Regions from separate parts of the Homo sapiens genome. Here all the other regions are linked to region 1. The links are chromatin contacts, found by Hi-C or POLR2A ChIA-PET in ENCODE. All regions are on one chromosome and are shown on one strand. The core of a region is the stretch at or near the end of the contact, and the rest is flanking DNA. Distances in the headings are between cores, read along the strand shown.

What was found. A loop is a pair of places that touch in the nucleus more often than their neighbours do. ChIA-PET counts read pairs that join two places held with the same protein, here RNA polymerase II (POLR2A). Pooled maps may share reads with other maps.
Region 2: a map of CD4-positive, alpha-beta T cell shows a loop between it and region 1 (9-fold over the local background). The contact joins the promoter of METTL22 here to the promoter of CPPED1 in region 1. A Hi-C loop is called at or near these places in 2 of 168 maps with a recorded cell type or tissue (CD4-positive, alpha-beta T cell and naive thymus-derived CD4-positive, alpha-beta T cell) and 8 of 50 pooled maps.
Region 3: a map of CD8-positive, alpha-beta T cell shows a loop between it and region 1 (15-fold over the local background). The contact joins the promoter of ABAT here to the promoter of CPPED1 in region 1. A Hi-C loop is called at or near these places in 1 of 168 maps with a recorded cell type or tissue (CD8-positive, alpha-beta T cell) and 5 of 50 pooled maps. POLR2A ChIA-PET finds 5 or more read pairs at or near these places in 1 of 52 experiments (PC-9).
Region 4: a loop to region 1 is called in a map of CD8-positive, alpha-beta T cell, with 12 times the contacts of the local background. The contact joins the promoter of TMEM186 here to the promoter of CPPED1 in region 1. A Hi-C loop is called at or near these places in 4 of 168 maps with a recorded cell type or tissue (CD4-positive, alpha-beta T cell, CD4-positive, alpha-beta memory T cell, CD8-positive, alpha-beta T cell and 1 more) and 8 of 50 pooled maps.
Region 5: a map of CD8-positive, alpha-beta T cell shows a loop between it and region 1 (16-fold over the local background). The contact joins the promoter of USP7-AS1 here to the promoter of CPPED1 in region 1. A Hi-C loop is called at or near these places in 3 of 168 maps with a recorded cell type or tissue (CD4-positive, alpha-beta memory T cell, CD8-positive, alpha-beta T cell and naive thymus-derived CD4-positive, alpha-beta T cell) and 8 of 50 pooled maps.
Region 6: a map of CD4-positive, alpha-beta memory T cell shows a loop between it and region 1 (18-fold over the local background). The contact joins the promoter of HAPSTR1 here to the promoter of CPPED1 in region 1. A Hi-C loop is called at or near these places in 1 of 168 maps with a recorded cell type or tissue (CD4-positive, alpha-beta memory T cell), 1 of 37 single-sample maps with no recorded cell type and 9 of 50 pooled maps.

Annotation. Positions count from the first base shown.
Region 1 is chr16:12,801,839-12,805,858 of GRCh38, reverse strand. It overlaps CPPED1 (calcineurin like phosphoesterase domain containing 1), which reads left to right and starts at 1,972. Exons shown (of 4, transcript NM_018340.3): 1 at 1,972-2,152. The coding sequence starts at 2,083. RefSeq lists a silencer at 1,891-1,940 and enhancers at 2,021-2,390, 3,713-3,792.
Region 2 is chr16:8,619,332-8,623,351 of GRCh38, reverse strand. It overlaps METTL22 (methyltransferase 22, Kin17 lysine), which reads right to left and starts at 1,654. Exons shown (of 11, transcript NM_024109.4): 1 at 1,577-1,654.
Region 3 is chr16:8,672,686-8,676,705 of GRCh38, reverse strand. It overlaps ABAT (4-aminobutyrate aminotransferase), which reads right to left and starts at 2,089. Exons shown (of 16, transcript NM_020686.6): 1 at 1,995-2,089. RefSeq lists a silencer at 2,037-2,496 and enhancers at 2,091-2,590, 2,591-3,092.
Region 4 is chr16:8,795,618-8,799,637 of GRCh38, reverse strand. It overlaps TMEM186 (transmembrane protein 186), which reads left to right and starts at 1,999. Exons shown (of 2, transcript NM_015421.4): 1 at 1,999-2,026; 2 at 3,048-4,020. The coding sequence starts at 2,024. The coding sequence ends at 3,686. PMM2 (phosphomannomutase 2) reads right to left here and starts at 1,799. Exons shown (of 8, transcript NM_000303.3): 1 at 1,690-1,799. The coding sequence starts at 1,755. RefSeq lists a silencer at 111-160 and enhancers at 1,016-1,710, 2,023-2,072, 1,711-2,405.
Region 5 is chr16:8,960,848-8,964,867 of GRCh38, reverse strand. It overlaps USP7-AS1 (USP7 antisense RNA 1), which reads right to left and starts at 2,155. Exons shown (of 2, transcript NR_184341.1): 1 at 1,974-2,155. USP7 (ubiquitin specific peptidase 7) reads left to right here and starts at 962. Exons shown (of 31, transcript NM_003470.3): 1 at 962-1,661. The coding sequence starts at 1,583. RefSeq lists a silencer at 500-859 and an enhancer at 2,055-2,591.
Region 6 is chr16:9,089,704-9,093,723 of GRCh38, reverse strand. HAPSTR1 (HUWE1 associated protein modifying stress responses) reads right to left here and starts at 2,080. Exons shown (of 4, transcript NM_014117.3): 1 at 1,454-2,080; 2 at 723-803. The coding sequence starts at 1,679. RefSeq lists enhancers at 611-780, 3,050-3,915 and silencers at 931-1,430, 1,641-1,980, 2,151-2,220, 3,009-3,139.

The DNA.
Region 1 (4,020 bases), core at 723-3,222:
TCTCCTGCCTTAGCATCCCGAGTAGCTGGGACTACAGGCGTGCACCACCACACCCAGCTAATTTTTGTATTTTTAGTTGAGATGAGGTTTCACCATGTTGGCGAGGGTGGTCCCGATCTGTAGACCTCATGATCCGCCACCTCCACCTCCCAAAGTGCTGGCATTACAGGCCTGAACCATTGCGCCCGGCCTCCTTCACATTTCTTGGGACTCCTCCTCTGGGCCAGGCCATGTTCAGGGAATAGGGTTATAGTGATTGATTAATAATAACAATGGCTAATATTCATTGAGTACCTACCATTTGTTATTAGAACTATTATTCTAAGCACTTTGATACATGAACTCATTTAAGCCTTTCTGCAACCCTATGACCTAGATGCTACTATTGTTTCCATTTCACAGATAGGGAAACTGAGGCATAGAGAAACTATGCAATTTTCAAGAGCATACAACCAGTAAGTGGGTAGAACCGGGATTAATCCAAGCCCACTGACTCCAGGACTCATAGGCATTTATACTCTTAACCACTATGATTCATGGGTGACTCTTGTCAAGGATTAGAGAACAGTAGTTATGGCCATATTAGCTACTCAAACAGTGCTTTGGATGTAGGCAGCTAGTTTAGAAAAGAATTTCCCAAATTTGTAAGATCATAAGAGCTCCCCTGCAGTGCTTGTTAAAAACAGATCATTTTCAGGCCAGGCACTGTGGCTCATGCCTGTAATCCTAGCACTCTAGGAGGCCCGGGTGGGTGGATTGCTTGAGCTCAGGAGTTCCAGATCAGCCTGGGCAACATAGTCAAACTCGTCTCTACTAAAAATACAAAGTATTAGCCAGGCATGGTGGCGCACGCCAATAGTGCCAGCCACTTAGGAGGCTGAGGTGGGAGAATCACCTGAGCCCAGGAGATCGAGACTGCAGAGATTGTGCCACTGCACTCCAGCCTAGGCAACCAGAGTGAGACCCTGTCTCAAAACAACAACAACAACAACAAAACACAGATCATTTTCATAGAGATTTGGATTCAATAGGTCCATTCTGGAATTTGTATTTTCAACACGTTTGACAAATGCTGGCTAAGTAGTTCACTACAATGGCTCTTGAGTTGAAGAGACACTAATTTGGTTACTCGCAGCTTTACTACCTCTCTAGATGTGTGTCACCTTGTGCAAGTTCGTTCATCTCTCTGAGCGTCAGTTTCCCCAAATGACGGATGCAGCTAATAACAGCACCACCTCCTAGGGCTGTAGTGGGGATTAAGTGAGCAGCGTGCAAAGTGCTTAGCGCCCTGCCTGGTGCATAGCAAGCAAAGATAATAACAGAAAGATGGTGGCAGCCACTGGGAAGTTCAGGCTGAGACAGTCTTCCAAGACGTCCACCTTTTCATCTTTTTTTTTTTTTTTTTTGTATTGGCAAGGTCTCTCGCCGTGTTGCCCAGGCTGGTCTCCAACACCTGGACTCAAGCGATCCTCCCTCCTTGGCCTCCCAAAGAGCTGGGGTTACAGGCGTAAGCCACCCCAGTGGCTCCTTCTGACTTTATGATAGAGTTGTCAGATAAAAAAAAATCAGGACGCTTCCATTCAAACCTGCAAAAAGAGAAAAATTTAAAAAAATTAGGACGCCCAGTTCAATTGGAATTTCAGATAATGAAAAAAAAATTTAACGTAAGTAGCTCCCAAATACTGCATAGGACATATTTATACCAAGTCAGTCATTCTTTAAAAAAAAAAATCTGAAATTCCAATTTAACCGGGAGTCCTGCATTTTTACTTGTTAAATCTAGTAACTCTGCCTTTAGGGAAGGACTGACCCCAAAGCCTTATCCCCGCCCACGCGTGCCCTAGACAGTCTCCACTCGCCAGGCGCGCAGGTCGATCCCAGAGGGGCCGCTGGCGCCTCCGCTCCGCCCAGGCAGCACTAGTGGCGCCCCGAGCCACCGGGCCCCTCCCCGTCCCGCCCCAGTCCCGCCCCGAGATCAAAGGGCGTCGCCCAAAGCGGGACAGGTCCAGCGGTTGTTCTGTGTGAAGTCGCGCGGCTTCCACCCACGCAGTGTTCTAAGTGAAGGCCAGAAACTCGCTCGCCATGTCGGCTGCAGAGGCGGGGGGTGTTTTCCACAGAGCCAGGGGCAGGACCCTGGCCGCGTTTCCCGCAGGTACTGCCCGCCCCTCACCCGGGGAGGGGACTCTGGGGCTGCGGAACCTTCCGCCGGGGGAACCTTTTGTTCAGGTGTGCGCTCCGCCAGTCGGACACCATCCGGGGCTGCACCGGGGCCTGGGAGCCGCCATAGCTGCATCAAAGCCTGCTCTTAGGGATTCCAGGGGCGCAGTTGAGAGGCGAGGCCGAGAGAGCGATCTGGTCTAGGAGCCTCCTTGGCCTTGACCTAACTTCCCCCAGAGAAGGGAAGTAAGAGGAGGGTAGCAAAGCATAGTTAATGACAGCTTGGACTCTGCAGCGAGACCTGGTTTCCAAGCTGTGCATTAGCATCTTGGCCTCAGCTTCCACATCTGTGAAACGGGAATACTTGTGGGTGTTACTGGATAAGCGTTCGGTGCATGTTAGAGGGTGTCGGTTTTATTAAGGTTGTTCACCGTTATGTATTCTGTACTCCATAATGACGTTTATTTAAGTCATTCACCGAAATGGTAACACTGCCCCATCAGAGCAGTAGAGAGGGAGGGCATTCGAGAGTCGTAGTGAAGTGCTTGGATTTTGGATTTAGATTATCTGCTTTGCCTTAAAAATGGGTTTGATAATACCTGCCTCATAGGGTTGTTGGAAGCGTAAACAGATCAAAAGTATTTTTGTAACCCGGTGTTGGACGCATGCTAGGTGCTAAGTAAAGAGGGAGGTTTGTTTCTGGTTTGTTGATTCCCCTCTGTGGCTTTTTGCTGCCTGCAGCCAGATCGCCTCCCAGGCTCTCACCAGCTTTATACCCCCAGGGAAGTCACCCTAAATGCCCTATATGATCAGGCTTGTGTCCACTTCCTTCAGGGTTGTCATTCTCTCTCTTGCCCAGTTCTGCAACAGGTTTTGTTGTTGCCCTTGTTTGAACTGCATTTAAAAGGGCCAAGGCCGTTCTTTCCCTGAGGGTCTTGGCGCTTGCTGTTTTCTGCTTCTTTAGCAGGGTTGGTGAGCCTGGCTCTCTCAACCGTCACACCTCATTTTAAAGTTCATTCACTTCCTCAGAGACTTTACCTGCTACCTTATCTAAAGTAGGTTTCTCCGGTAATTCTATGGTAAAACCTTATTTATTCATTTAAGGCGGAGTCTTGCTTTATTGCCCAGGCTGGAGTGCAGTGGCACGATCTTGGCTCACTGTAACCTCCGCCTCCCGGGTTCAAGCGATTCTCCTGCCTCAGCCTCTGGAGTAGCTGGAACTATAGGCACGCACCACCACGCCCGGCTAATTTTGTATTTTTAGTAGAGATGGGGTTTCTCCATGTTGGCCAGGCTGGTCTCGAACTCACAACATCAGGTGATCCGCCGTCCTCAGCCTCCTAAAGTGCTGGGATTACAGACCTGAGCCACCGCGCCCGGCCTGGGACGACTGTATTTTAATGGACCTTGTCTTTTTTGTCCAACATGAAGATTTTGCTCTTTTCTTGCTGGGCAACATTCCATTGGATGATTATATACCTTATACATTCTGTTGATGTATATGCTGAATATCTTCCCTTTGCCTCTCCAAACCTTTCTCCCTTCCCCACCATGCCCCAGGGGTTTGCCCTCCGTGAGCTACATCGGTGGGCTCCTTGCCTTTTGGTTTTCCTTTGGGCTCAGCCAGTGGGGAGCCCTGAGAAGAAATCAGAGCAGGGAGAGAAGCAAAAGGCAGCTGTATTTATTCTTGCAGTTTACTCTGTGGGGTTGCCTCGCCTGGCTGTCTTCCTCCCCACCCCTGAAGGTCAAGGTCGCTCCTTTTCTCAGGACAGCTTTTCTCCTCATTCTCTCTAGTTCTGGATTTGAGTAACCATTTCCTCCTTTGAGGCGTGGGAGTGGCAGTGGTTCTGCTTTTCTAACCTT
Region 2 (4,020 bases), core at 405-2,904, 4.2 Mb after region 1:
CATTTCTTTTTTTGCCATAGCGCATTTTTTTTTTTTTTTCTGAGACAGAGTCTCACTCTGTTGCCCAGGCTAGAGTGCAGTGGTGCCATCTCGGCTCACTACAACCTCCGCCTCCTGGGCTCAAGTGATCCTACCTCAGAGTCCCGAGTAACTGGGACTACAGGCATGCACCACAATGTCCACCTAATTTTTGTATTTTTAGTAAAGATGGGGTTTTGCCATGTTGGCCAGGCTAGTCTTGAACTCCTGACCAAGGTAGATCCATCTACCTTGGCCTCCCAAAGTGCTGGGATTATAGGTGTGAGCCACCAGGCATGGCCTATAGCGCAATTTTGTTGGAAAACTTACATCCCAGAAAAATCAATGTTCTTTGCTTTTTCCAAAAGTGAGCATAATATTACACACCAAATTTTAAGTATAGACACACACAAAAAAACTCAAATTCTTAATCTCTAGTTGAATTTTCCATTTTTAAATTCAACCCAACCAGGCTTCCCAAGAAATGTACGCTGCAATGTAAGTTCCAGATGAAGGAGATTCCCTTTAAGTGGCTTTCCCTAGAATCAGCTATCTGGGAATAAGGAGGCCCTCTTGAACCTATCTCAGGCCCTCATATACTCAGAGGAGTATATGAGACAATTACCACTTTTCGGGCTTACGACATATAGTAAACGTTCAATAAGCAACAATAGTAAATACTATCATTATAGTAATATAATAATGATTAAAGTGAATGCTGGGAAGAAAGAAAAAAGGTAACAGTTTCTCTAGTCAGGAAAAGTCTCTTTCCGGAAATGCAGGGTCTGTATGGGCTTCGGGCTCCTCTCTTTACTGGGCAGAGCTGAGAAAGGAGACCCAGGTTGCAGATGGGGACCTGCCCCACCACCTCTCCATAGGGCTGCAGGCTCATCCCTGCAGCAGGAGCTAACGTGTTCTTGGCTCTTCTAAGGCTGTGGGGGCTAGACTGAGACGCTACCAGCTTTCTTCTCCTATAGGTCCCCAGTCAGTTGTCCCAAATAAGCAGTGTGCTGGGATCACGGTGTTGAAATAACTTCCCTCCTCATCTTTCTTTCTGATAACTGCAACTCACTCAACAATCAATAATTTGGCGCGATCCCATGACGATTTAGGCCAGGAGCTGGGGAGGGCAGGGTGTGAAGGCCCAGGCTGGGGGCAGGAAAGACGTGGCCTGGCCACGGTGCGTAGAGTGGTAGTGAGGGGCTCCGGGGACGTCCCCCGTGGGGCTACTCGTTCTCTTTGTCTTGTCGCCTTCCTGACGCCACCCTTGTGGGTTAACTATTGCCCTCTCAAAAAACAGTCACAGGTCGGGCACTGCCCTCCCTTCCTAATCTAGAACCGAAGGAGAGGTGCCTGGACCCAGGATGGAAACCCAGGTGAGGACGTGGACTTCTTTCCCCAACACCCGTGTTGAGAAGGGGAAACTGACGCTAAGAGTGGGGTCGGGCCTTAGGGATCTGGGCCTCCGATCTGTGGGAGCTCGGATTTCAAAGTCAGGCTCGGCGCCAGGAGGTTCCCTGCACCCTACCCTATCCCGCCGCCTCTCCCAGGCACTTACCCGCCGCGGGGCCCAGCCTGGGATCCCACCCGACTCCCGTCTCTGTGGGACTTAGGCGGCCGCCATAACAGGCGGTCTGCGCAGGCGCGGCCCCGCCCCCGCGTGCGACCATCCGACTGCCCCGCACCGTGGCTCCACCTACCTGCCCGGGCCGCGCATGCGTCCGAGGGTTGCCGGCGGGCACCTGTAGCCTTCGCTCTGGTCGCGGGCGAGGCGTGTTTGCTGGGGGGACCCGCCTAGGTGGCTAAACTCATTCCTCTAAAAGACTTAAATAGGAGTTAAATAACTCTCCCAGCTACTAAGTGGTAAAGCCTGGATTCGAACCCGGGGTGTGGGATCAGAGCCGGTGCTATTTAACCAGCATGCTACTGTATTTATTATCACGGGTGTTACCGTCATCCATGCTCTTAGTACTCGTTTGTTTGTTTGTTTGTTTATTTGAGATGGTCTTGCTCTGTCACCCAGGCTGGAGTGCAGCGGCGCAATTTTAGCTCACTGCAGCCTTGAACTCCTGGGCTTAAGGAATCCTGTTTCAGCCTCTCTAGTAGCTGGGACTACAGTTGCGTGGCACCATTTTTTTTTTTTTTTGTACAGACTGTATCTTGTTGTGTTGCCCAGGCTGGTCTCAAACTCCTGGCTTCAAGCAGTCCTCCTGCTTCGGCCTCCTAAAGCTCATAAATTACAGGCATGAGCCACCACGCCCAGCCAGTACTTGTTATTATTAATAGGTGGTAGTGATTTCATTAGGTGGTAGTGATTTCGTTAATTCGTATGCTCATCAAGTTTCCAACACCAAGGGGGTGAGACAGAGTGGCAAACATAAGACTCCATGTTTGCTCGTTTTTTCTTGCCTGCAGAATTTCAGAAAGCCTCTGAGTCCGTGACTGAGCACAGCCCTCAGAAGAATCCCCTGAAGAGGATGAGCAGGATAGACCACAGATTCTCACGTCTCTTGCCTGAGTCACTGCATTTTTAGAAAAAGTACAGTCAATAATATTGGCCCTTTTCTCAATCTATATATTCAGTGACATCATGGAAGTCAGCCTGGCCACAATGGAGTAAGCCAGGGGATGGGCCGCAGGAAACGAGGATACATAGGTAGCCAGGGTTAGAACTTTTGTGACATTCTAAGAACTTTGGATTTTACTGTGCGTGAGATGGGGAGCTGCCAGGGATATACACCACACTGACGTGTTCACAGACATGCCCAGACACACACAGTGGTGCTCACTCTCAGACATGTCAGTGAACATACAAATATACACACAGGAACATATGTAAAGTCCACATATGTAAAATCTATATCCCTGTGTGTTCACATATACACACACGCACACACATGGCCTCAGCTGGCAACCTTTGTCTAAATTACTTTTTTTTCTCTTTTCAAAATAGAATTAAATCAACATCAATTTCATGGTTACTGATGATAAAACGTGGAGAGTTGATAGGGTGACTAAGCGACACAAATAAGAATTTTTTTTTTTTTTTTTTTTAAGAAACAGATTATGTTTCCTGAAATCCCCCAGGACAGTACACAGAGAGCCAGTTGGGTGTCTTGGGACCAGATTCTATTCATAGTTTTCTCTCTAGTTCGCTGAGGGTTCTCTTAGTTATCCCCAGAGGATGTTGAGTGGTGGGGAGGGCACTAGGAAGGCATTGTTCACACCCTTGGGAGTTTTGTCTTCAAATTTAAACCGGGGGAATGACCCTTAAAAATCAAAAGATCACATTCCTCCTCTTGTCAAACCTATAATCTTTTATAGGGGATTAGTGCCCCTACAAAAGAGGCCCCAAAGAGCTGCCTCACTTCTTCTGTCATGTGAGGACACGGCAAAAAGACAGCCATCTATGACCAAGAATTGGACACAGAATCTGCCAGTGCCTTGATTTTGGACTTTCCAGCCCCTAGAACCATGAGAAATGAATGTGTTTATCAGCCACCCCATGTATGGTATTCTGTTATAGCAGCCCAGATGGCCCCAAAAGGGTTATCATTTCTGCCACAAATTTTGAGGTGGTTTGCAACACAGTAATAGGTCACCAGGTAAGGGGAAAGAAAGCCAGCCCTTCTTGGCAGGGCTGCAAAGAGATGGTAGCTGGGGGAGTGCGGGAGGGGGCCCTCAGTTCCGGAGCCTCAGTTATAAACAAGGCACACTGCTGGCCCCTTCATCTTGTGGTTTTGTTTCATTCTCACACCCATTCCGAAGCTCAGAGAGGTGAAGTGCCTTGCTCAGTGTTACCTAGCCAGTGAGACGCAGACTCACGTTTTCTTTTCTTTTCTTTTTTCTTTTTGACAGAGTCTCCATTTGTCGACCAGGCTGGAGTGCAGTGACGCCATCTCAGCTCACTGCAACCTCTGCCTCCCTGGATCAAGCAATTCTCCTGCCTCAGTCTCCTGAGTAGCTGGGATTACAGGCGTGTGCCACCACATCCAGCTAATT
Region 3 (4,020 bases), core at 840-3,339, 4.1 Mb after region 1:
CTGCAGTAGCCTCCACTCCAGCATCTCATTCTCATTAGCTGCAACTGATCTTATTAGCTATCCTGGGTCAGTTTGGATTTTGGCAAGCCTAGATTTGGCAATGGCCTCAACACAAAGATCGCACGGGGTAAGCAGGGATGCGCTGACACCCAGGAATGGATTCCACGAGGCAGCCTGCTGGGGGATGGCATTGAGTTCCAGCTCTGCCCCTTCCTGGCTTCATGACCTTTGCAGAGCCTTGGCGCTTCCTCTGACAAGTGGGGACTTGGGACCCAGCAGTCCCCAAGTCCCCATTGTAAATGTGAGGACTGGGGCTTGTGTCAGGGATCCTAGCACCTTAAGGGTCCTGGAGGGGTTGGGGCCAGCTGTCTCCCACAGGCTGGGTGACCTTGAGCAAGTCTCTTCCCCTTTTGTGCCTCTGTGTGTTTAACTGTCAAATGAAGGGGCCACGTCTTTAATGCAGAAGCCCTTTTAGGTCTTAGGACTCCAGACTGGACCATTTACCTCTCCCCGTGGCTAACCTCTTTGGGCCTCGAGAAAACACATTTCTCTATGACTCCACGCCGCAACACAGGCTCCAAAGAGCAAGACACAACTCACTGCCTCCCTCTCTCCTGCCTCCCAACCTGACCCACCAGAGAAGAGCTCTTCCCACCCCCTCCCCACCCCCAGGTCACCAACATCCTGTCCCTTAGTCTAGCTTCATCAAAGCAGCAAAGCCAACACTGTCTCCTCCCCAGTGGATGGGCCCAGCAGCACCCATTTCTCTTGGCTGAGTGCCCAGGGAATTCCACCAGGCAATGTCCACAGGCGCTTGCGGGGGTGCACACTTTAGGGGGGAAATGCGGGCCCTCTTGGAAGAGGGCCAGCTGTCCTCCCAGACTGCAAGAGAGAATGCATTGAACACAGCCTTTGTGCGTGTGTTGGGGCAGGGAGCGGGGGAGAGGTGGCGGGTGGTCTCTGCTGGTCCTGCTGCCTCAGAGGCCATCTCTGTTGTCAGAGTTTGAAGACTCCTGGAAGGGCCTCTAGGCCCCAGATCCCAGTTTTAAGAGCTCCAGTCTTACTAAATCTCGCTGAACCCCCTCTAGTCTTACCTTGGCCAGGGTGGGTGAGGAAAGGTGAGAGGATGTGAAATAGGTGGGGCAGCCAGGTGTGGGAGTGGAGTTGGGGTGAGGTGGAGAAGGATGGGATTGGGAGCGGTGGGAGGATGGTGCAGGGGGTTACTAGGATGGGGTTTGTGTGAAAGGGCTTGGGTGGAGTGGAGGGAGGTGGATGACTTGGAGGGGTGGCCAGACCTTTGCCCTGCTCCTGAGTATGAAGGTCCCTCATTTTACATCTTTACTGGGGAGGAGAGGGGAAATCCCCAAAAGCCTTTAATGTGGTGGTGTCAGAGGCCACCCTGCCTCTCTGACGGGTAGGGAGGGGTCTCCGGCAGGGCTAAGGGTGAATCATCTATCTCTCCAGAGCCCAGTATCTGGGGTGGGAGGGTGACTTGCAGAGTCTCTGCTCCGGGATTTCCTTGTCTTATGATGGGGGGAGAGCTTCCATTTGTCATGGAGGGGGAGGTCACTGTAATTTATAAGCTGAGAAGACCCCCATTATTCCGAAAGAGAGGGGAGAAGGAAGACACCCAAACTTAGTTTTCTAAGGATGGGGAAGGGGCATCAGTCTCCCAAGAGGTGAGGGGGCTCTAGAGACCTGGAGACCACTTTTTGGGGCCGCATTCTATTTCAAGCGGTAAAAGGGAGAGGACTTCTGTCTAGAGCTGGAGCCAGGAGGAAGGGCCCATTTCTGAAGGAGAAAGGAAGGTATTTTGCTCTCTGGGGGGTGGGAGCCCCTGTCTTTTCGGGGGAGGGCCCCGCGTCTTGGGAAGATGAGGGCTCCGTTTCCAGGAGAAGATGCCCAGGTTTTGCTCCTGGGGGCAGGGCAGAAGGACCTCCTCTCGGCTCCCCTCGGAAGGGCCCGTCCCAAGCCACCCGGCGCCTCGCGCTCACCTCCAGGCCCCGTCTCCGATCTGCGGGATCCGATCCGCCGGGTTCCGACTTGCGGGATGCGCGCCCCGAGTTCCGGCAGCGCTGGGTGTCTGCTCGACTTCCCCCAGCGACTCGCCGGACTCCCTGGCTCCGCCGAGCGTCCCGGCCAATCAGCGCCGCCAGCCCCGGCCCTCGCTTTCGCCACAGCCAATGGGTGCGCCCGCCACGGGCCACCGCCCCCAGGAGGGAGGTGGCAGGCGGGGCGGGGGCAGAGTCCAGCCTCCGGGGGCGGGGGAGACGGGGGCTGGGGCGGGACCCACCAGAGGGACCGCGAGGGCTGGGAGGGAGTCCTGGGACTGGGGAGGAGACGGCTGAGGACCCCCGTCAAGTTGTGGGGACCCTGACCCTCTGGGGGGCAGCTCCATAGGTTGATTTAACCTGGATCTTAATGGGCCATTTACACCCTCAGGGCTGCAGGCGAGTGTAACTCCACCTCCACCCGCGTCTCGGATCCGGTCTCTGGAGCTCCAGAGTCGGAATCAGAAGGGGTTCCTTTGCGGAGAAGGGAAGGAGCATCCCGCCCTCCCCACCTCACTCCCCATCTCGGCGCTCAGGGCCCTGCCAGCCCTTCTTGCTCCCAGCTACTTTCCTCCGCCTGGCCCCAGCGCTCCGGAAGACAAACAGGGCGCTGGGAGTCAGAGGTGGTTCCTTCTGCATGACCTGGAGCAGGTCACTGCGCCTCCTGATCCTCAATTTCCTGAAATTGGGACAACAGAGATTGTACCTCCTTCGTGGGTATAAACGAGACCCTAGATATGATGAAGGTGCCTTTCTACCGTTGTATAAAATGCTGTGTGGAAGATAATTAATACTCAGGTGTGACGGATGGATAGCCCCCCCACAGCTTTCTAGAGGTATTTGGAAAGAGGATGCAATCTTTCAGTGACAAAATCAAAGACACAAAGAACTGCTCATCAAGACAACAGGCGATCACCAAGTCCTCATAATGAATGAATGGATGGATGGAGAGTACAGACCTTAAAGGCAGAGAAAGAGTTCAGCTTGGTTCTCCCCACTCACCCTGATCACTGATAACTTGGTCTGTGGAGTCTTGTAGAACCCTGAGGTCTCTCCTCCTGCTGTCCAGGAATCCAGGCTGCCCTATCTCTGATTACACAAGCGCTATAGTCCTTGCAATTAAAGAATTAAGATAAAGTAAACACATAGATAAATAGAAAGCTGCCAAACAAATCATTCACCTCCTAGTGTCACCTCTGGGGACCCTCCCCCCCAACACACACACACACACACACACACACACACACACACACACACAGAGCAGTAAATAAGAATAATTGAGGCCTGGCACAGTGGCTTACGCCTGTAATTCCAGCACTTTGGGAGGCCGAGGCAGGCAGATCACTTGATGCCCAGAGCTCGAGACCAGCCTGGCCATCATGGGGAAACCCCCTTTCTATTAAAAATACAAAAATTAGCCTGGCATGGTGGCACCTGCCTGTAATCCCAGCTACCTGGGAGGCTGAGACATGAGAATCGCTTGAATGGAGAGGCAGTGGTTGCACTGAGGTGAGATGGCACCACTGCACTCTAGCCTGGGTGATTGTCACCTTGCTTGAGGAACTTGATGAGGCCTGTGCTGAAAATCTAGCAATTTTTTCTTAAAACCAAAGCCATGAACATAATCCCCTTTACTACCCTTGACCTGCCCAAAGAAATACAACGGCCAATAAACATGGGAGATGACACTTTGAAAAGGAAAGGCAAGTTAAAACCAAAAGAGGGAAAGAGTTTACCTACCAAAATGACCTTGTTTTTATTATTATAATTACTATTCTTTGCAAAGACTTCAAGGAGTTTCATGTATTGATGATGGCAGTAGAAAGATCACAGCCTTTCTGGAGGGAAATTGGGTATTTCTATTTTAAAAATCTTAAAAGTAAGTTGACCCTTTGATCTAGCAATCCAATCCCTATGAACTTATCTGAAAACATTTAAAGGTACAAAGATTTAATGATAAAGTAGCTTA
Region 4 (4,020 bases), core at 750-3,249, 4.0 Mb after region 1:
AGGTGGAGGTTGCAGTGAACTGAGATTGGGCCACTACACTCCAGTCTGGTGACAGAGTGAGACTCTGTCTTAAAAAAAAAAAAAGAGTCAGAACTGTGAAAATCAGAAAATCAGAAGCACTTTCCTGAATGGCATACCCAGTGACTAGAACAGCTTCCACCTTAGCACAGATAGGAAATGGCAAACTTGACAGGAACCAATATCCTGAGGCCCAGAGACTTGTACCAGGTTGGCTGTGTGAAACTGAGGAGGTTAGTTCTTCACTGAGTGTGTTTCCTTATGTTTAAAACGGTAATAACAACTATCCTACCTGGGAAGAAAGATGGAGGAAGGTTGAGAGGGTTCAGTGATATGAAAAAGGGTGGCAATGTAAACCCTAGACCACTATGGCCCACAGACCACATTGGGCAGCTGTTTGTTTTTGTAATAAATAAATAAAATTTTATTGGTACACAGCCACTCTTATTTATATAGGGTTTATGGCTGGTTTTGCACTAAAGTTGAGTGGTTACTATAGACCACATAGTCAGCAAAGACAGAGAAGTATTTGCTATATGGCCCTTTACAAAAAATGAATTGGGGACCGGAGTTTTAGACCACTATGGGCTTTTAACAAACCCAAGTGTGTGATCACTGAATTTCAGAATCAGAAAAAGCCTTTGAAGAACTTGGGAGTTGAGCGTCATCACTAGGTAAATCAAACCTGTGGCTGAGAAGGGCAAAATGATACGTCTAAGGTCACACGCATTTGACCTGGACTTCTGGAGCACACCATTGTTACCACCAAGCGAAAACTATGAGGGGTGAGGGTAGAAGCTGAGGATAGTGAGACCATTGGGGTCCAGTCTCAAGTTGAAATGGCCAGTGTTCAGTGGCCAATTTCTGAAAAGGGGCCAGGAGAGCCTCACCTCAAGGCTGATCGTAACTGAAACTTATCTGTGCCTGTAGCAGCAAAATCTGAAAGTGGAAAGCAAGTTTCCAAGGGCCCAAAGAGGCTCTCAGCGGGCAGCCTGTAATAACCTAGGGCTCCTCCATCTCCCTAGTCCATTGCAGGGGCTGGAGATGGGTGTGGTGGAGGTGGCTACTATTTACTGAGGCCTAGTGTGTTGTGTCCAACATACTTTCAAGAACTTACACAATCTCATTTGATCCTCACAGACACCATATGGAACAGGTAACATCCCCATTTAAAGCTGTAGATGTTGAGGCTCAGAGAGGTTAATGACTCGCTGAAGGTCACACAGATGTCAAGAGGTGAAGATGAGACTCCACTAGGTCGGTTTGACCTGGAAACCTGTTTTTAATATCATGACTCACGGCACAGCCCATTGGTTACAGGATTGGGGCCGACACATAGCTGATAAGGGGGCCTGATCTTGGGTTGAAATCCTGGTCTATCAGTCCCGAGCACTAGCGGTGAGTCCAGATTACATTTTCCAACCTAGCACAAGTTTCCTGCTCTTAAGAGTTCTTCAGCCCCGTCTCATCTTTCCAAGCACCAGAGCTCTTCAAGAGCTGGTTAGGGCCTCCCTCTCATTCCTCCAGTGCACCCAGAATAGGGTTCAGCGCCGTGAGGACGTAGGCGGTCCTTAGCCACCCCTTGGCGCCTACCCTGGGTGGTCGATAGCCCCAACTGGGAACAGCACGGGCTCCGCGTCGGCTGCCAGCAGCCCGCCGGCCGCCACTTACCTGCCGCGGGGCGGTGAGGGTCCCATCCACGTCGAAGAGGCAGAGCGCTGGGCCAGGCGCTGCCATGTCCCCAGTTTCTAGCCGCACCTTACAAGACACGTTGGCACGAGGAACTCGGCCCGGAACTTCCGGGTTCGGCCGCTGAGTCGCAGGGCACGTCGGGAAGAGGAGGGGACTCCGTTCCCATAACGCCTGGGAGTAGCGGCAGCCACGATTCCTGGACCGCAACTCCCAGGGTGCAACGCAGATCACGCCCGCCTTGTACATTCGAGCATGCGCTCTTAGGGGTTCCGGGGGCCGGTGGGATTTACTTCCGGCAGCAGGTGGTGGGGCCATGGTAAGGAGGCGGGTGGCGAGCCTTGAGGGGGTGATGCTCTTTGGGGTCGGGGTCAGGGCTGGGGCGGGCAGGCCCGACGCTCGGGTTTCGGACTCCGAGGATCCGTGGGAGGAAGCTCTGGCGTGTGTTACAGTTCGCTTTTCCCGGGCTTTCTCTTGCCCTCCTTGGGTCACATGCGCACAGTAGTAGTAGCTAAAACTCGCCGAGCTCTCACAGTGCATTAGGTACTAAGTTGAGGACTCTGAAACCATCCTCTGGTTCACTGTGTTCTGAGTCCCCATTTTGAAAGGCGAAGAAACCGAATCTCAGGGGTGTGGAGTAATTTGCTCACAAATTACTGTTGGAGCCAGAATTGGAATAAGAGCTTTTACTGCTTCACTACCCACCTAGTAATACCCTTGTGCTACGTGTTGGGGCCTCCCTGCCTCGCTCCTTCTCCTTCTCCGCTGTTTCCCCTTCCCCAGACTAGGCTAAGAGAAAGCAGCAGTTCCCTCCAGCACCCAAGATAGCATATGAATCAAACAGAGAATTAGAAAGTTTATTGGAATAAATATCTCACAGATTTGTTGCTCGAGTTCCCCACTAAGACACTGATTATTTAGTTTCCTGCTTGGGGAAATGTTCACACCCCCTTGTGGATACATTGTCCAGCCCAGAGTTTGTCCTCCCTGGATATGTTTTGAATTAATGACGGCCGCACCTCCTTTCCTGTATTTATTTGGAATTGCCTGGTGGAAGGAGGACTCTGCTGCACTCACTGACTGTGTGATCTTTGGTAAATATCTTACCCTCTCTGGGCTTAGTTTCCCTAGTGGTAAAGTGGAAATAGTGATAACTATCTTAGATAGCTGTTGTGATGCCCACATGAGATAGCATCTGGCTTTACCCTTCCCTCGTCTGGCAATAACGGTTACCTTGCAGGATTGGCAGAAGCCTTAGAGTATGGTGCTTTGCAGATGTTCACCGTGTGATTAATGTGGTTGAGTTCCATGAGAGAAATGGTCTACTGTCTCCCTTTCAGGCTGCCCTTCTCCGAGCTGTGCGTAGGTTTCGGGGAAAAGCTGTGTGGGAAAGGCCTCTCCATGGGCTGTGGTGCTGCAGTGGGCAGGAGGATCCTAAGAGGTGGGTGGGCAGCAGTTCACCCATCTCGAAGGAGAAACTACCAAACGCAGAGACTGAGAAATTCTGGATGTTTTACCGTTTTGATGCCATCAGAACCTTCGGGTTCCTGTCACGACTGAAGTTGGCACAGACTGCCCTGACAGTGGTAGCTTTGCCACCAGGCTATTACTTGTACTCCCAGGGCCTCCTCACTCTCAACACCGTGTGCCTCATGAGTGGGATATCGGGCTTTGCCCTGACCATGCTGTGCTGGATGAGCTATTTCTTACGGAGACTGGTTGGTATCCTGTATCTGAATGAGTCTGGCACCATGCTGCGGGTGGCCCATCTGAACTTCTGGGGCTGGCGGCAGGACACATACTGTCCCATGGCAGATGTGATTCCCCTGACAGAAACCAAGGACCGGCCTCAGGAGATGTTTGTGCGTATCCAGCGGTACAGTGGGAAACAGACCTTCTACGTCACCCTGCGCTATGGACGCATCCTGGACAGAGAGCGTTTCACACAGGTGTTTGGGGTACATCAGATGCTCAAGTGAACAACTGGGACCTGGACCTCTGGGTAACCCTGGGTCGCCTGGATTAACAGGAAGGCTGAGGGTGTGGGCAAGGCTGAAGAAAGGGGACTGGGTACTTGGAGACTTTGCCTGGGCCCCTGGGAACATGTGTTTTGTGGTGAATAAATTCACAAGGCAAGAGCTGGTGTACAGGTTTAGGAAAAAGGCTCTAAGCAAGTTCTTACAGCACTTGTTTGTGACATTCAGTCAGATAATGGCCAGAAGTTTTTGTTAAGAGCCAGTTCTTAGAAGAACCTATGCCAAGGTCACCCATAGAGTCCATTGGTGTGAAAGAGAAAGGCAAAGAGGTGTGGCG
Region 5 (4,020 bases), core at 906-3,405, 3.8 Mb after region 1:
GAAGTAAATTAATACCAAATGTGAAGGGTAGTGGGCTTGTTTTATTTTTATATTATTATTTTATTATCACTATTAGTTGAGACAGGGTCTCATTCTGTTGCCCAGGCTGGAGTGCAGTGGCGCCATCTTTGATCACTGCAGCCTCAGTCAACCTCCCAAGCGAACCTCCAGCCTCAGCCTCCCAAGTAGCTGTCACTACAGGCAGGAGGCACAACACCCGGCTAATTAAAAATACATTTCAAAAATATAAAAACAAAACCCAAAACCTTTGTAGAGAGGGTGGTCTCTTACTCTTGGCCTCAAGTGATTCTCCCACCTCGGCCTCCCAAAGTGCTGGGATCACAGGTGTGAGCAGCTGCGCCCCGCCTGGGGTTGCTCTTGAGGAGCCAAACTTTGCCAGATTAGGCTGACAGTGAGAAAATAAATTCTTCCACGGTAGATACTGGGTGAAAAAGTGCACGTCAGCGGGCAAGGGTAAGTAACGACAATAACAGGAACTTCTAGGCGCTGACCCCAAGCTCCCTTCCGGGCCCTATCCCGAGCAGTCCCCGGGCAACCTCCAGCGCTCGCCCCGGCGCGCTAGGCTGGGACCTGAACCCCGGCTGCCGGGTGGCTTCTGGGCCCCTCCTCATTGCCGCTCCTGGGTCTTTCGGGGTGTCCGGCTCCCCAGGATGGGAAGGATTCCGGTTCACCTCCGCAGGGCTAAGTCACCGGGCGGCCCGCCTCGGCCCCCAGGGCCCGGGGGCAGGGAGCGCCGAGGGTCCGCCGCGGGGCTGCGGCGCAGGCGGTGCCGGGGCGCGGCGCTGCGGGGCAGGCGGGCCTCGGCGGCGGCGGCAGGCGGGTCGCTCCCTGCTCCGCCTCCCGTGCTCCGCCCTGCGCTCCCGCTCCGCCCTCCGGCTCGGCGCCCGCCCGCTTGCTCTCCTCGCTCGCTCGCTCGCTCCGCGGCCCCCCATGCGGATGTGACATTTCACGCCGCCGCCATTTTGAGAGCGAGCCGAGCCGAGCTGCCGGGCGCCGCGTCCGCTGCCGGAGCCCCGACGACGACGCCGAGGAGGCGGAGGCCGCGGCTCTCGGAACGCGGCCGGCCCGTCGCCCGCCCGCTCCGCCGCTCCCGCCGGCCCCAGGGCCCGCAGGCCCGCCGCGGCCGGCCAGGCCTCCCGTCCGCCGCGCCCGGCCCGAGGCGGGGCTGACTCCGCGGCCCCCGACCGGCCGCCCTCCGCCCCCGGCCGGCCCGCGGCCCCGCAGCCCCGGCCCCGGCCCCGGCGGCGGGAGGCGGGCCCCGCGGCGGCGGCGGCGGCGGCCGCAGCGAGCGACGAGGCCGCCCGGCCCGGCCCGCCGGCCGCCCGCCCGCCTCGGCGCCGAGATTGGGCGAATCGCGAGCAAGTACGTGCGCGTCTCCCTGCCGCCGCCGCCGCCCGCCGCGGGCCGCCCCGGGGCCGCCGTCGCCGACGACGCGCGGGAGGAGGAGGAGGAGGCCGCCCCGCCGCCGCCGCCGCCGCCGCCGCCCCGGCTCGCCGCCGCCCGCCCGCCGGGCTCGCAGCCCCGGCCCCCGGCCGCAGGCGAGGCCCAGGCCGCGGCCGACATGAACCACCAGCAGCAGCAGCAGCAGCAGAAAGCGGGCGAGCAGCAGTTGAGCGAGCCCGAGGACATGGAGATGGAAGGTGAGGCCCGAGGGCCGGCCGCGGCGGGGCCGGGGGGCGCCTTTCATTGTGGCCGGGGGAGCCGCGGGAGCCACGCGAGGGGCTCGCCATCTTTAACCAGGCCCCGGGCGGCCGCCGGGCCTCGGCCTGGCCTCCCGGCCCCGGCCTGCGAGGCTGCAAAGTCATGCCGGGTCCGCGGGCGAGGGGCGGCCGCCGGGACCCCGGCCCCGTGCATTGTCCCGACCTCGCGTCCGCCGGGCCTCCGCGGCACAAAGCGCCCTGAGTTGTAAATTCGAGCGCTCAGGCAGCGGAGGGACGGAGGTGTTTTCTCACCCAGGTTGGGAGGCGGACTCCGGGGACCGTCCCCGTTCTGGGGCGTCCGGTTGGATCTGGTGTGGCTGGGGAATTCCTGACCTCCCCGGGCGCGGGGCTCGCCCGCACCTGCTCCGGTGCGCTCCCCCGGAGGGCGCGCCGTGGCTCGGAAGCGCTCTTCCAAATCACTTTCTAACAGCACTGCCTAGCGTCGGGCTTACGTTCGAAAATACCTGCAAGGAACGCAGATGTTGTCAGGTTTTGGACTGGCCCAGAGTTCTGACCCGGGCGCTGTTGGTTTCCGAATCCACCTGTTTTTCGGGGAGTTTGTACTTGGCAGTGTGTGGTGCAGCCAGCATCCGGCCAGGTGTGCGCTTGCAACCGTGCGAAAGCCCTGCCGCACATGGCTGCCTGCATCAGAATCAAACCTGACTCGAAAGGTAACTCGGTTTTCTGCCGATGTGGCAGTAATTTTCCAAGGCACTGTAGTTTGAGGTATAGAGTCTTGGTTGTAAAGGTTGGATGTGAAGACGCTGTAAAGAGAAGGGTGTTGGATTTAGGGAGTTGGTCGTTGGAAGGCACTTTTTCTCACGACCCATTTCACTGAAACAAAGCAAAGTCCAAATGGTCTTTAAAAAGTTTTCTTACCTACGTGACGAGTTCAGGCTGTCGGGAGTCAAATGGAGGCCACCTGAATGAAAACGGCGTGGAATGCTTTAGTTTTGCTTTTAGCAAGGGATCTTGGGTTGCCTCAATGAATGAAGCTCCAGGGGAGCTCAGGAAAAGCAGTATTTGTCCTGTGCGGTGGCTCCAAGTGTGGGGCGCTGCACACCGGTTGGTGGGAACACTTAAGCGTGACTGGTGTTCACCTCTGAATAGAATAACTTACTTCCAGTAATTGGATAGTCACTGAAAAAATGGCTGGCCAGGTTGCAAATGACAAAGTGGCTGGGATTCTGCAGTAGGCACTCCCCAGTGGTATTTATCAATGGCAGTAATGGGGGACAGAAGAGCGGAGTCCACGCCAAGGACTGGGTTATCTGTTTCACTTGGCCCCAGCAAAGCAGCAACTAAGAGCGCCTGTTATGTGTGATTAAACCAAATAGCTGAAAAGAAGTACTTTACTGAGGGAATTTTGTGTATTCCTTTTGTGCTGTATTTTGCAGCCCATCTAAAACATAAAAGAGGGTTGCTTTTCAGTTTCCTTTTCAAATGGTACCCGGTCAAGACAAATATCCAATAACACGAGCATATGGATTTCCCATGACATTGTCCTACCGCTTTCCAGGTGTTTTTGGACACTAGTGAGAATTAATAAACAGACATTACTGCAGAGCATGTGTGTTACAGACCTGTATCTTTGGGAAAATGACCAGGTCCACAAATTTCAAGGTATTTGCCCCCCCCCCCCTTTTTTTTTTTTGAGACGGATTTTTGCTCTTGTTGCCCAGGCTGGAGTGCAGTGGCGCGATCTCGGGTCACTACAACCTCCGTCTCCCGGGTTCAAGCGATTTTCCTGCCTCAGCCTCCCAAGTAGCTGGGATTACAGCCATGTGCAACCACGCCTGGCTACTTTTGTATTTTTGTTAGAGACGGGGTTTCTCCATGTTGGTCAGGCTGGTCTCGAACTCCCGACCTCAGGTGATCTGCCCGCCTCGTCCTTCCAAACTGCTGAGATTACAGGTGTGAGCCATCGCGCCTGGCCGGTGTTTGCTTTTAAAAGACTAGAGGGTGTTGAATTTTTAGAAATTCATCAGTCTCCATGCACGTTTTCAAGGCTACTTTCTTTTCTCATAAAATGAAGCTTTATTTTCATATTACAGTTTGTATTAGAAAGGTAACCCCTAGGACAGTTAATCTGTAAATTTAGCAGAATCTCAAATTGGATGGCAGAGGTTTTAGTTACTAATGCTGATTCCTTAAACTTAAGAAACTCATTTCTTCTGACTGGGCCTCTGTTTCAATTTCATTATCCAGGAGGTCCCTTTTCTTGTAGTGAGCACATGAGGCTGTGGACAAATAATAGTGCCCTGTGAGTACCCACTGGTGTGTGGTTTAAAAAGCTACT
Region 6 (4,020 bases), core at 831-3,330, 3.7 Mb after region 1:
GAGGGGGATTAACTCCAGAAAGGAACCACCATAAAACAAACCTATGGACTCAAAACTCTCAACAGAATTCCTGCCAGCAACTTATAATCAAATATAGGATCCTTTTAACAGAAAACACTTGATCAAATTGCTAGAGAAGAGCAGCACGTTAACATGCGCGCAGATGACTCCGATTAGCAAGCTTTCAAGCACTTCAAAACTATATAGACTGCCACGCTTTCAAATGCCTAACTCAAGAATCTTTTCCATAAAGTTCGTCCCACTTCCGACTGTAGTACAAAAAACATCAACTCTTATCTTCCCTCAATGTCTTTTCCAGAGGGAGGCAAGGCTCAGCCGTCTTCCAGCTCAACGCTTCTCAACCTGAGCACTACTGACTTTAGGGGCATGATAATTCTTCGCTGAGAGGGGGCCGGGGCGGTTATCTTGGGCACTGCAGGACCTTCAGCAGCCTCTATACACTGGGTGCCCAACAACAGCCCCTTCTAGGAGAAGCCAACCAAAAACGTCCCCAGGCGTTGCCATCTGTCCCGGGGGGCGGAGGGAGGTGTCAAAATCGCCTCCGGTGGATCTAGCTAGAGCACCGCCGCGATTCTCAAGTTGCAAGGTATTCAAGGTTAGCAGCTGGGCTGGGGAGCAGAAAACACACTTGGAACGCAGGGCAGACACCCTGACGCAGGCGGCCCTTCCCTGAATCGGCAATGCAGCAAGGTTATCTTTACCTTTGTAGAGATTGGTGACGGCGGTGGCTGCGTTTTGGAAGGGGACCCAGAGAGAAAGTCCTGGCTGCTGACACACTCGGTCTGAAAAGCAAGCCAAAAAAAAAAAAAACCAAAAAGAAAAAAGAAACACACATAGAAAGAGAAAGAAAGAGAACAAGAATGTTATTTGCGCGTCAATCACTCCGGAACGGCCATATTAGGTTTCGCCATTTTGTTCAGGGGTTTCGGGATCCCAAACCCAGTGTGAGGACCGGGGGGGCAGGGAGGTCGCGGCGGGGAAAAGGGGATGCCGCAGAGCTCAGGGGCACAGATCAGGGACGAGCCGCGGCGCAGGGAAGCGCCCCCCCTGGCAGTCCCCGCCCCGAGGCCGGCTCAGGGCACAATGGGGCCGCCCCGCCGTCTCCCTTCGCCATTTTGTGACGGGGGCTCCTCCTCTCCCGTCTCCGGGCCGAGGGGGACACCGGGTGGCCGGGCCCGGAGAGCGGGGACCCTCGGACCACCCCAAAGCGGGGCTACCCCCACGCCGGCTCTGGCCTGTCCCCCCAACCCCGGGCCTCCCTCCCGCGGCGCCATCTTGCGGGGAGGGGGCGGCAGGGCCGCGGAGCCACCGGCCGGGATCCCCGAGGCCGCCGCCGTCGCGGCCCCCCGAAGCGGCCGCTGAGCCGATAGGGCCGGGGCCGGGCCCGGGCGGGGGCGGCCAAGCGGTACCAAGATGGCGGCGGCGGCCTCACCTTTGTAGAGCTGGGCCACGGCGGTGGCCGAGTTCTGGAAGAGGTGCCACAGCTTCTGCTGCTTGTGCTCGGGCTGCGCGGCGGCCGCCGCCTCCTCCTGCAGCTCGGGGGGCAGCTGCTCGTCCTGTTCGGCCTCGGCCAGGCACTGCCGCTCCCACTTGGAGAACCAGTGCTCGGGCCCGTGCTCCTGGATCTCGGCCTCGCCCTCCTCCTTCCGCTCCTCCATCCTCCGCGGCCTCCCGCGGCCTCGCCGCCACCGCCGCCGCGTCCTCCTCAGGCGGGGCCCCCGCGGGAGCGTCGTCGTCAAGCGGCCCGGCGGCAGGGCCTGGCGACCGACGGCGCCTTCTCCTTTCAGCGGCCCAGGCCTCCTGCACCCCGACGGCCGGCGAGCCCCGCCCCGCGGCCCCGTGCAACCAGGGACGACCCCCGCCCCAGGCCTTCCCACCCCCGGGCCCGGCCGAAGGTCGCCGCGGACCAGATAACCGCTGCCGCCCCTCGCCTCGGCCGCCGCAGCCTGTCTAACGCCCCCCCATGGCGCTGCGGCCTCCCCACTGCCGCCGCCGCCGCTGATCGCCGAGCCCTCCGCGCAGCTCGGCCTGCACCGCGGAGCCCACCCCAAGACTGAGCAACGTCGTCGTCGTCGCCACCGCCGAGGACGGCTCTGCGGCTGCTGGTCCCCGCCCTACCCCGCCCACATGCTGACAGGAGAAGCACCGCCCACTGGGCCCAAGCTACCCTGCCCGGTTGAGGCGTGGCCGCTCCAAGGGCCCCTATTAGTCGGATCCGGCCGGTTCCGCGTGGCGGCTTCTGAGCACAGCGTCGTGATTGGTTCTTCGGCCTGTCTGCCTGACGTAACCAATTGGCTGGGGGAAGGGAGTGAATGTCAGGAAGGATGAAGGAGGAGGAGGGGGAGGAGCTGACAGTGGTTGCGTCCGAGCCAAGGGGGCGGGTGGGGGGTGGAGGGGAAGAGCTAGAAGGGATGCGCATGCGCACTTGCTCGCTGCTCCCCCCCCCGCTCAGGGGCGTTGAGTGGGGATCACGTGACGAGGCCCAGCGACCGCACCCCGCGGGAGCTTTTCCGGCGTGTACAGGCCCTGGGGGGATGCAAAGTCGAGTGCGGCTCCTGTGCCGCGGGCACTGAGAGGTATAGTGGGTGGTAGCGTGCTTACTCCAGCCCCTGGGGCTCCCAAAGGGAGGAGGGTAGTAGAGAAAGTGAATAAAACGCCCAACTCGTGTCCAAGTTTGCAAAGCGCTTTCCTATTCTTTTGAGTACTCCCCCTTTTTTTTTTTTTTTTTTGAGACGGGGTCTTGCTACGTTGTCGAGGTCTAGACTGCTGGCCTCAGGCGATCTTCCAGCCTCCCAGGGCGCTGGGATTACAGGCTTGAGCCACCGCGCCCGGCCCAGAGTCCCATTTCTTAGACGGGCAAATCGACCATCACAGCCAAAGAAAAACTTCCGAGTTGCGAAGTCGGCTCAGTTGCCCCTGCGCCCTGGCGTCCCCCGAGGACGTCGCGCCTTCCGGGTGGACAGGACCTCGGCGGCCGCCCGCGGAGCCAAGGATAACCCGACGGCCGACGGTGCCCGGTGCCCGCACGCGTGCGTCTGCGCCTTTGCGCGCGCGGCGGCCCCCGCACCTGTCCCGAAAAGCACACTCCCAGGCCACGTGCATGCCCCGCGTCACGTACCGGCCCCTGCCTTCCCCGGCCCGAACCCGCGTGGCGGTGCCGAGCGCTGCGCCCGCCCCTACTCCCCCCGCAGTGCGCGATAGCTGGACGCCCCTGCGGCTGCGCGCCCCCCTCCCCTGTCGGGGCTTTCTCCAGGGTCTGAGGCCCCGGAGAAGGCAGCAACGCAGACAGGCGGTGACCGCACAGAGGCAAAACCCACCATCCCCACCTACATGCCCACGGGAGGCACCATCCGGCCTGGAGCGGCGGAGGGCGCCGGCCAGAGGCAGCGTCGCCCGCAGCCTGCGATAGTGCGCTTGCACAGAGCAAGGCGGCTTTGGAAGAAAATCTGACCCCCTCACCGCGGCCTGCAAACCCCTGCAGGATCTGGCCCTGGCGCCTCTCACACAATCCCCTACTTGGCTTGTACCTTGCGCACTCCCCCTCTTCCCCACCTCGCCTGGACGCTCACACACTGGCCTGCCTTATTTCCCTGGGACACTAGGCTCTTTCCTGCCCCAGTCTGCTATCTCTGGAAGCTCTTCCTCCTCCTCTTTCCTCAGATAGCTCCTGTTTAGGAAGCCTACTAGGACAAGCCTAAAGTAGCACCCTTCACACTGTCTCGTATTGCCTGGTTATATTATTTCATAACATCAATCACTATCTAAAATGCTAAATTAGGCCTGGCGCGGTGGCTAAAAAACAGGTTTCCAATTGTAGGGAAGAATATAAAGTGAAAAGCAAACAAAAATCATTCTACCTACCTCATTCTACATCCTCCCAATCCTATTCCCAGGAAATAACTTGTGACCTTTGAAAACGGAGTTATGTGTACGTCGAGTGTGTATGTGTGTGTGTACCTATATACAAGTATGTCCCTTCTTAAGGAAAAAAAAAGATGA